3 separate regions of the Homo sapiens genome follow, and regions 1 and 2 are each linked to region 3. A link is a loop called in an ENCODE intact Hi-C map of the cell type or tissue named here. Cell type or tissue: endothelial cell of umbilical vein. All regions are shown on one strand.

Region 1 (2,500 bases), 66 kb before region 3:
AGCATTTGCTCACCTAATGTCCCTGTCTCAGTATAGTACCCTTGTCTCAACTGTGCTATAGATACATCCAGCTCAGTGATCCCATTTTATCCTTTCCAGACAATACTAGGGTGAGAGAGTGGTGGTTGCCCAGGTATACAAAGTGATTTGGGAATCTGAATCTTAAACTGACTTTTAACTAGTTTTTCTCTAGAGGAACCTGGTATGGCAAATCTTGGGTAAAAGTCGGTTCATTCTTGACTTTTCCTTCTGCTTGGATAGAATTCTGTTTTCTTAGGGCTGTTGTATCTTTGATCACTCTTCTATCTATTTTATTTGGATTTATGCCTTAATTTCAATTTTTTTTTTTTTTTTTTTTTTTTTTTTTTTTTTTGAGATGGAGTCTCTCTGTAGGCCAGGCTGGAATGCAGTGGCGTGATCTCGGCTCACTGCAACCTCCACCTCCCGGGTTCCGGTTCAAGCAATTCTCCTGCCTCAGCCTCCCGAGTAGCTAGGATTACAGGCACATGCCATCATGCCCAGCTGATTTTTTTTTGTATTTTTAGTAGAGACGGGATTTCACTATGTTGGCCAGGCTGGTCTTGAACACCTGACCTTGTGATCTGCCCGCCTTGCCCTCCCAAAGTGTTGGGATTACAGGGGTGAGCCACTGCACTTGGCCTCAAAAATCTTTCACAGTTAATTTAGAAGAGTTTTGGGGAGCAAAGGAAAGAAGGTGGGTTGATGCAATCTGTCCTTACCCCTCTTGTTGACTTTGGATCTATCTATGGTAGCGGTTTAAAATTTGTTTCTTGCAATGGAGTTCTTTCTTTGAAATAGTATGTAGAAGCTCAGTATATAAAATACATATAAGCAGGACTGCTGTGTTTGAAAAGGAAATGAGGGTTTATGGTTCTACTTTCTCAGTTCTCCTCTTACCCTTTCCCTACCATGAGAACTCCCTGGAAAGCATAATTTGTAAACCACTGATTTAGAAATTATCGAACATAACTTATCCCTCCAGTAGATGTTAGACATTGAGTGAAGTTCATGGCATTATGGGAAGAACGTTTGATTTATTCCTTTAGAGATTAATTTTATTGCTTCTAAATGCTCGAATGGAGCAAGGCAAAGAGAAAGATTCATTCTAAAGATCTTTTAGTTGAAATAGAATTGGACTCAACTTCCTTGCAGGCTAACTTTATAATTACAAAAATAACTATCAAATGCTATTTTTTATTTGAGAGGAAAGTCTGTAGATTTACCTGAATATTAAACGATATTCAACTGTACATTCACATTTTGATAATGGAAGATGTTAGAAATTCCCAAATTTACTTTCAGAAAGCTAAAATTCTCTATTATGCCGGATTGCTATTACAGCCAATGTTTATTCTAAATTACTTACTTAAATATAAGAGTCAGAGGAAGTCTTCAGGGTGAGAAAAAATATTTAGGGCTTATCTTGCAGGGAAATCATTATTAAATTTGTGCATAGTTTAGCTTAACATTTATGTGCAGTCTAGCCATTAAAAACATTGTTATTTCCTTTTTCCTCCACCTTTCCCTGGAGTGGGCCATCAGTTACCCGATAAAGCCATGGAAATACGTGGAAGTATTTATGCAATGCACGTCACTCAAAGGTTCAGTTGGGAATGGGCACCAAGATTGAGAAACCTGTCAAATGAAATGTATTTTTGTATGTCTCTAAGATGAACCAAGAATTCATTCTCTAAGAATTCAAGAATGTATTCTTGAATGTGATAAGAAAAAGAAAATAAAAACAAAAAACAAACGAATCAACAGAAACCAAAAAGCACTTTACTGGTGTAGAGGACTAACGTGAGGGAAGTGCCAGTAGCTCTTTGCAGAATCTTCCATTTTAATCCAGTCTTCTGCTGTTACCTGTTTACCATTACTACCATTTCACAGAAGACTCAGACTTCATCCTAAAAAACTATCTCCAGTCATGCTGCAGAAAATAATTCGTTAGCTTCAGCTGCAGGAATGAGACACCTTTAAAAAAGAGAAATGTGACCCAAACTTTTGTGAGAAACACCTTGTATTTTGATTGCTATTTCACATTCGAAGGACTCTTGAAAAACAGAAAAAACCTAAAACATCATCTTGCTTATGGTATCTTTTGGTGGCAGACTATGAATGGGACATGGGACCCCCATAAGATATATCTAGTGAAGCACTGAGAGATGGATAAACAGGTGCCTGCGGGAAAGGTACTCTTTCAGCCTTCTTATAGAAGAGTATTGAAACAGGAGAAAATGTTTACTTTCTAGAGCTATCAACTGTAGAAAGGAAAAGTCCTGGGGAAGACTTGTTCTGGCAAAGTGCACGCTTTGGCACCTCTGCAGAGAACATGAAGTTTGCCCGCAAACATTAGATGTCTACTTGGTTACACGTGACCGCAACAGGGCGTGTGTACCATGGCCTCAGCTCGCTTCTTGATGACATCATGAATCTGGGCTCCGGCCAAAGGATTTTGAGACGAGCCAAAATGCTGTGG
Region 2 (2,500 bases), 100 kb before region 3:
TAGGATGGGAGGAGGTGGGAGGACCAGGGTGGGACGATCACAGTGGGAGGATCAGGGTGGGAGGAGTAAAGAGAGCAGGGCATGAGGTGAAGAACCAGAGGAGCCAGGAGTACAGAAAAACTGAAGGTCATGAATAAATAAAGATATTTGCAGGAAAAGGCCATGGGAGGACCTTGGGAGGAAATAAGAGGTGTGAATTGGAGACAAGATGAGGAAGAATATTCTGGGCTCACCTCCTGATTGCTCATCTCCCCATAAGGCTTGTCCCCAAAGCTCAGCACCTCCCACATCACAATCCCAAAGCTCCACACATCGCTGGCTGTGGTGAAGATCCGATGGGCAATGGCTTCAGGGGCTGTCCAACGGATAGGGATCTTTCCTCCCTAAGAAGGCACATGGGTCAGGGACGGAAAGTTATGGTGTCCACCTGAGCACGAGTCTTTCTGCTTCTTTTATTGTATTTTTATTTTATTTTTTTTGAGACAAAGTCTCGCTCTGTTGCTAGGCTGCAGTGCAGTGGCGCAATCTCGGCTCACTGCAACCTCCACCTCCCAGGTTCAAGCGATTCTCCTGCCTCAGCCTCCTGAGTAGCTGGGACTACAGGCGCCTGCCACCATGCCCAGCTAATTTTTTGTATTTTTAGTAGAGACGGGGTTTCACCATGTTCGCCAGGCTGGTCTCGATCTCCTGACCTTGTGATCCACCTGCCTCGGCCTCCCAAAGTGCTGGGATTACAGGTGTGAGCCACCGTGCCTGGCCAAGTCTTTGTGCCTATATACATGTGACTGTATGAATGGCATGTTACGGGGCAATGTGAATGTGCACTGGGTTTGTACCGGCCTCTAACCTGGGTTTCGTATGTGCCATCAAAGTCATCCAGGAGGCGAGTCAGGCCAAAGTCAGACACCTTGCAGCACAGGTTTTGATTCACCAAGATGTTTCTGGCAGCCAGGTCCCGGTGGACATAATTGTGATTACTGAGGTAGTTCATGCCAGATGCTATGCCCTGCAGCATGGCCACTAGCTGCCCAGGGACCAGCTGGTCCTCCCGCTCCTGCAGCAGGGTGAGTGGGTGAGTCAGGGGATGGGCCAGGTCTCCTCCCAGTGCCCAGGGTACCATGGTGCATCCCCCTCCCCAGCTAGTCCTCTGCCCTCCTCACCCTCAGGAAGGCATCCAGGGCTCCATTCTCCATAAATTCTGTGATGATCATGATCGGCTTTCCTGAGACACAGACACACATATCACACTCAGAACCGGGCTTCCTGCCCTTGGCCACACATCCTCCCTCCACTTCCAGTGGTTTCACCCCTCTTTCCTGCATTTCCCGCCCCCAGCTGAGGGAGACCACTCATCGTACGCTTTGTGACGACGCCTTCCAGATGCAGAATATGCGGGTGGCTAAACTGGCCCATGATAGTTGCCTCTCGAAGGAAGTTCCACCACTGGCCACCTGGGGATGTGTCTTTTAAGGTCTTAATGGCCACAGTCTTGCAGTCCTGGCTGGGGAGCCTCAGGGTCCCTCGATACACTTCCCCAAACTCTCCTGGGTAGAAAGAAAACAGGCTGTGGCCCGATGCACTGCAGGGCTCCTCCAGGGGACAGGCAGCAACCCCTCCAGTCCTCCGGCCCTTTTCTTTTCTGGAGAATCAGAAGCGTGGAGTGCCCTTCCTGGGACAGGGCGTGGGCTGTCCTTCCTGGGGAAGGTCAGAGTCTGGAGCTGGAGTGCAATGCCGTGACCTATTCACCACTGTCTCCCAGTGTTTGCACAGTTCTTGGCTCACAATAGGCGCTCGGCAACTGCAGGGTGAATGAACCCTGTGGAGCGGGACTGGGCCGTGCTCATGAAGAGCAAGCTAGTGCGGCACTAGTACCCAAGTGGCAGGGACGCTGGCTATGGCCGCCTCTCTTCTGTGAGCTCCTCTGGTCCCAGCTTGCCTGGCTCAGCTGCACAATTGGCAAGGACACCACCAAGCTTTGTTCTCCACTGAGATCCATTTCCTCTGGTGACCCAAGGGAACAGGGCAGCCCAAGGACACTGGGCCTCTGATGGGGTGGAATGCCAGGCTAGGGAGGGAATGAGTCCTACATTTGGGCATCATCACAGAACATCTGGACCCTCAGCACAGCAGCACCTCTGTGGATGAAAACAGTGTATTTAATGCCCTTTATCAGAAACTCCAAAACCACAGAAGCAAGTGTGTAGGAGACAGGGGTTGCTCCAGGGCACCTGATGAGGGGTTTTTAACAAGAACGCAATGGTTCAAAGAGGATACAGAGCAGAGCAGAGTGAGTACCTCTGGAAACTCTTGGACCAGAGAAGCCAGCTGGGCTGCCCAGGGAAGCGCTGGAAGGAAGGGGCCTGCTGGTGGCTCTGTGCTGCCCCACATGGCGGGGGGCCTGCTGCGGTGCACAGCAGGACTCACCTTCTCCTATGACAGTGTCCACCATCAGCCACGCTGGATCAAGCTCCCGGGTAAAGTCCAGGGCTCCCTGTGCAGG
Region 3 (2,500 bases):
GATTTTCCTGCCTCAGCCTCCAAGTAGTTGGGACTACAGGCACCCGCCACCATGCCTGGATAATTTGTGTATATTTGGTAGAGATGGGGTTTCATCATGTTGGCCATGCTGGTCTTGAACTCCTGACCTCAGGTGATCGGCCCACCTTGGCCTCCCAAAGTGCTAGGATTACAGGCTTGAGCCACCGCACCTGGCCGATGTGGAATATTTTTCTAAAGCAGCCTATTTGATTCTTTTTGAAAGGCCCTTCTCAGTTTCCCCAGCCTGATACGGGCTCGGCTGTAAAGATGGGACAGAATCTGTGTCATGTCTCAGGAGTGAGGAAAAGAAAATGTTATTCTGTCACATTCAGAACAGTTCTACAAGGTGGACACAGACTGGGCCAGAGGTAGACAACTGGTAAAGAGCCAGCCAAGATGAAAATTGGGATATACCCGATGTCAAATTTCAAATATTGGGCATTTTTCACTAGACCATGCTGCCTCTCACATTCCTTTCTAAAAGAAACTGGTTGCAAACGGCCAGGTGCAGTGGCTCACGCCTGTAATCCCAGCACTTTGGGAGGCCAAGGTAGGCAGATCACGAGGTCAGGAGATGGAGACCATCCTGGCTAACATGGTGAAACCCCGTCTCTATTAAAAATACAAAAAATTAGCTGGGTATGGAGGTACGAACCTGCTGTAGTCCCAGCTACTTGGGAGGCTGAGGCAGGAGAATCACTTGAAGCCGGGAGGTGGAGGTTGCAGCGACCTGAGATCATGCCACTGCACTCCAGCCTGGGAGACAGAGTGAGACTCCATCTCAAAAAAAAAAAAAAAAAAAGTGGTTGCAATGGAAGAAGGCAAAGGTCTCTTTATGCTCTGGCATTGTGGAATTCCACACAGAGGTTTGCAAAAGCAGAAGCAGTGTCTTTCTGCTGTCAAGATCTTTTCCATGACTGAATTAAGCAAAATGACGTGTCTTAATACTCAAAAGGAGCAGAGAAAAGAGTTCTGGCTGGGTGTTTCCTGCTCTTTAGATAGAGTTTGCTTCCTGGCCTTGAGTTAAGGAAGCTGACTCGTTTTTATTTCTAGAGCCTTCTGGCTCCCCTCCAGGCCTAAGCATTTGCCTCAATTTTTCCCTAACAGTTTGGACCTGGTTATAGGCTGAATAATGGCCCTGCACATGTGTCCACCTTCTGTCCTAATCTCCCAAGTCTATGACTGTTATCTTCTATGGCAAAAGGGATTTTTGCAGGGGTGATTAAGTATTTTGAGATGAGGAGATTATCCTGGGTTAGCCAGGTTTGCCCAATATAATCACAAGGGTCTTTAGAGAGAGAGGCAGGAACACCAGCATCAGATCTTTCTGCCTCCGTCTTCTCTTTAGGGCCAAGCCCATATCAAGCTGGGGAAACCGTGAAGGGCCTTTTACAAAGAATCGAACAGGCTGCTTTAGAAAACTACTCCACATGCCTTCTGTTTAATGCTCACAATCTGATTATGTTGTAGCTGCTTGGTGCTGCGGTGTGCCCTATCCTGGCTGCATTTCTTCATTCCCTCCCCTGCCCACATACATCCACAGCCCCAGTCGGCTGTATCCATGAAGAGCTGAATGGAACAGGATGACTGGCAGCCCACGCCAAAGGCCAAGAGATGTGAAGGTAGAAGCAAGAAGTTAGAATGACCTGAGGAAGAGGTCACAAGCCCAGGAATGCCAGCAGCCACTAAAAGCTGAAAAAAGGCAAGGAAATGAGTTTTCCTCTGAAGCTGCCAGAAGGAACAAGCCCAGCCAATGCCTTGACCCTAGCCCAGTAAAATTGATTTTGAACTTCCGACTTCCAGAACTGTGAGAGAATACATTTACGTTGTTTTAAGCCACAAATATGTGGCAATTTGTTACAGCAGCAATGGGAAACTAACACAGATTCTAATCTCTTTTCTTACTCCCATCCCAGGTTGCCCTGGGGTTAATTCATGATTAAAGATCCTCCAGCTTTGTTCTCTATACTTTCTCTTGTCTTCTTGAGTCTGATCTCCTTCTTGCTCTCCAAGTGCTTCCCCCACTGCACATCAACAAGAACATTTCTGCTTCTTACCTGTCTCTGTCCCCTGCTCTAACCCATGAGGAGTCAGAAGCAGTCTAGTGGGGGCCAGGCAGGGGAGGGAGGTGAGGAAGCTAGGAAGGTTAGAGAAGAGAGAAGAAGCCAACATTCCCCACTTTAAGCTTTTGGGGTTGGGAGTCAGAAGAAGCTTTATCTTAAAACAAGGTTTAGAGGTTTGATTTTACCTTGGGCTGGATATTTTTAAGACTGCAGTGAGAATGTTTTGGGGACTTAAGGCGAATGAAAACGTTTTGATTTTTTGGGAGGAACTAGAACATTCATGCTACTTGTTATGGATTTAGTCCAAGGCACAGAGAAGGACTAGCCCCATAGTGCAGGTTTGAGTGTATGGAGATGAGAAAGAACACAGCACTTTTCTGATTACAGTTTGTGAATTCAGCTTGTTCAGTAAACCAG

The links. Peaks named below come from ENCODE experiments on the same cell type or tissue, not always from the same donor. Only the 100,000 strongest peaks of a DNase experiment are listed, where the experiment ranks them.
Region 1: a loop joins it to region 3, with 2.5 times the contacts of the local background. A loop is called at or near these places in 3 of 110 quality-filtered maps.
Region 2: it touches region 3 in a loop (4-fold over the local background); 3 of 110 quality-filtered maps call a loop at or near these places.

Annotation. Positions count from the first base shown.
Region 1 is chr7:143,432,454-143,434,953 of GRCh38, forward strand. All of the region lies in intron 2 of EPHA1-AS1 (EPHA1 antisense RNA 1), which reads left to right. Among named protein-coding and RNA genes, the nearest start is that of TAS2R60, 9.7 kb to the right of the region's middle. In endothelial cell of umbilical vein, no CTCF peak of the experiment used is centred here; a DNase peak (open chromatin) is centred at 1,538.
Region 2 is chr7:143,393,961-143,396,460 of GRCh38, forward strand. EPHA1 (EPH receptor A1) reads right to left here. Exons shown (of 18, transcript NM_005232.5): 11 at 2,425-2,500; 12 at 1,359-1,544; 13 at 1,161-1,222; 14 at 848-1,054; 15 at 234-383. Among named protein-coding and RNA genes, the nearest start is that of MIR6892, 13 kb to the left of the region's middle. RefSeq lists an enhancer at 1,548-2,258 and a silencer at 2,196-2,490. In endothelial cell of umbilical vein, a CTCF peak has its summit at 1,431; a DNase peak (open chromatin) is centred at 1,411.
Region 3 is chr7:143,498,412-143,500,911 of GRCh38, forward strand. All of the region lies in intron 2 of EPHA1-AS1 (EPHA1 antisense RNA 1), which reads left to right. Among named protein-coding and RNA genes, the nearest start is that of TAS2R41, 22 kb to the left of the region's middle. In endothelial cell of umbilical vein, no CTCF peak of the experiment used is centred here; DNase peaks (open chromatin) are centred at 1,030 and 1,750; H3K27ac peaks cover 2,457 bases.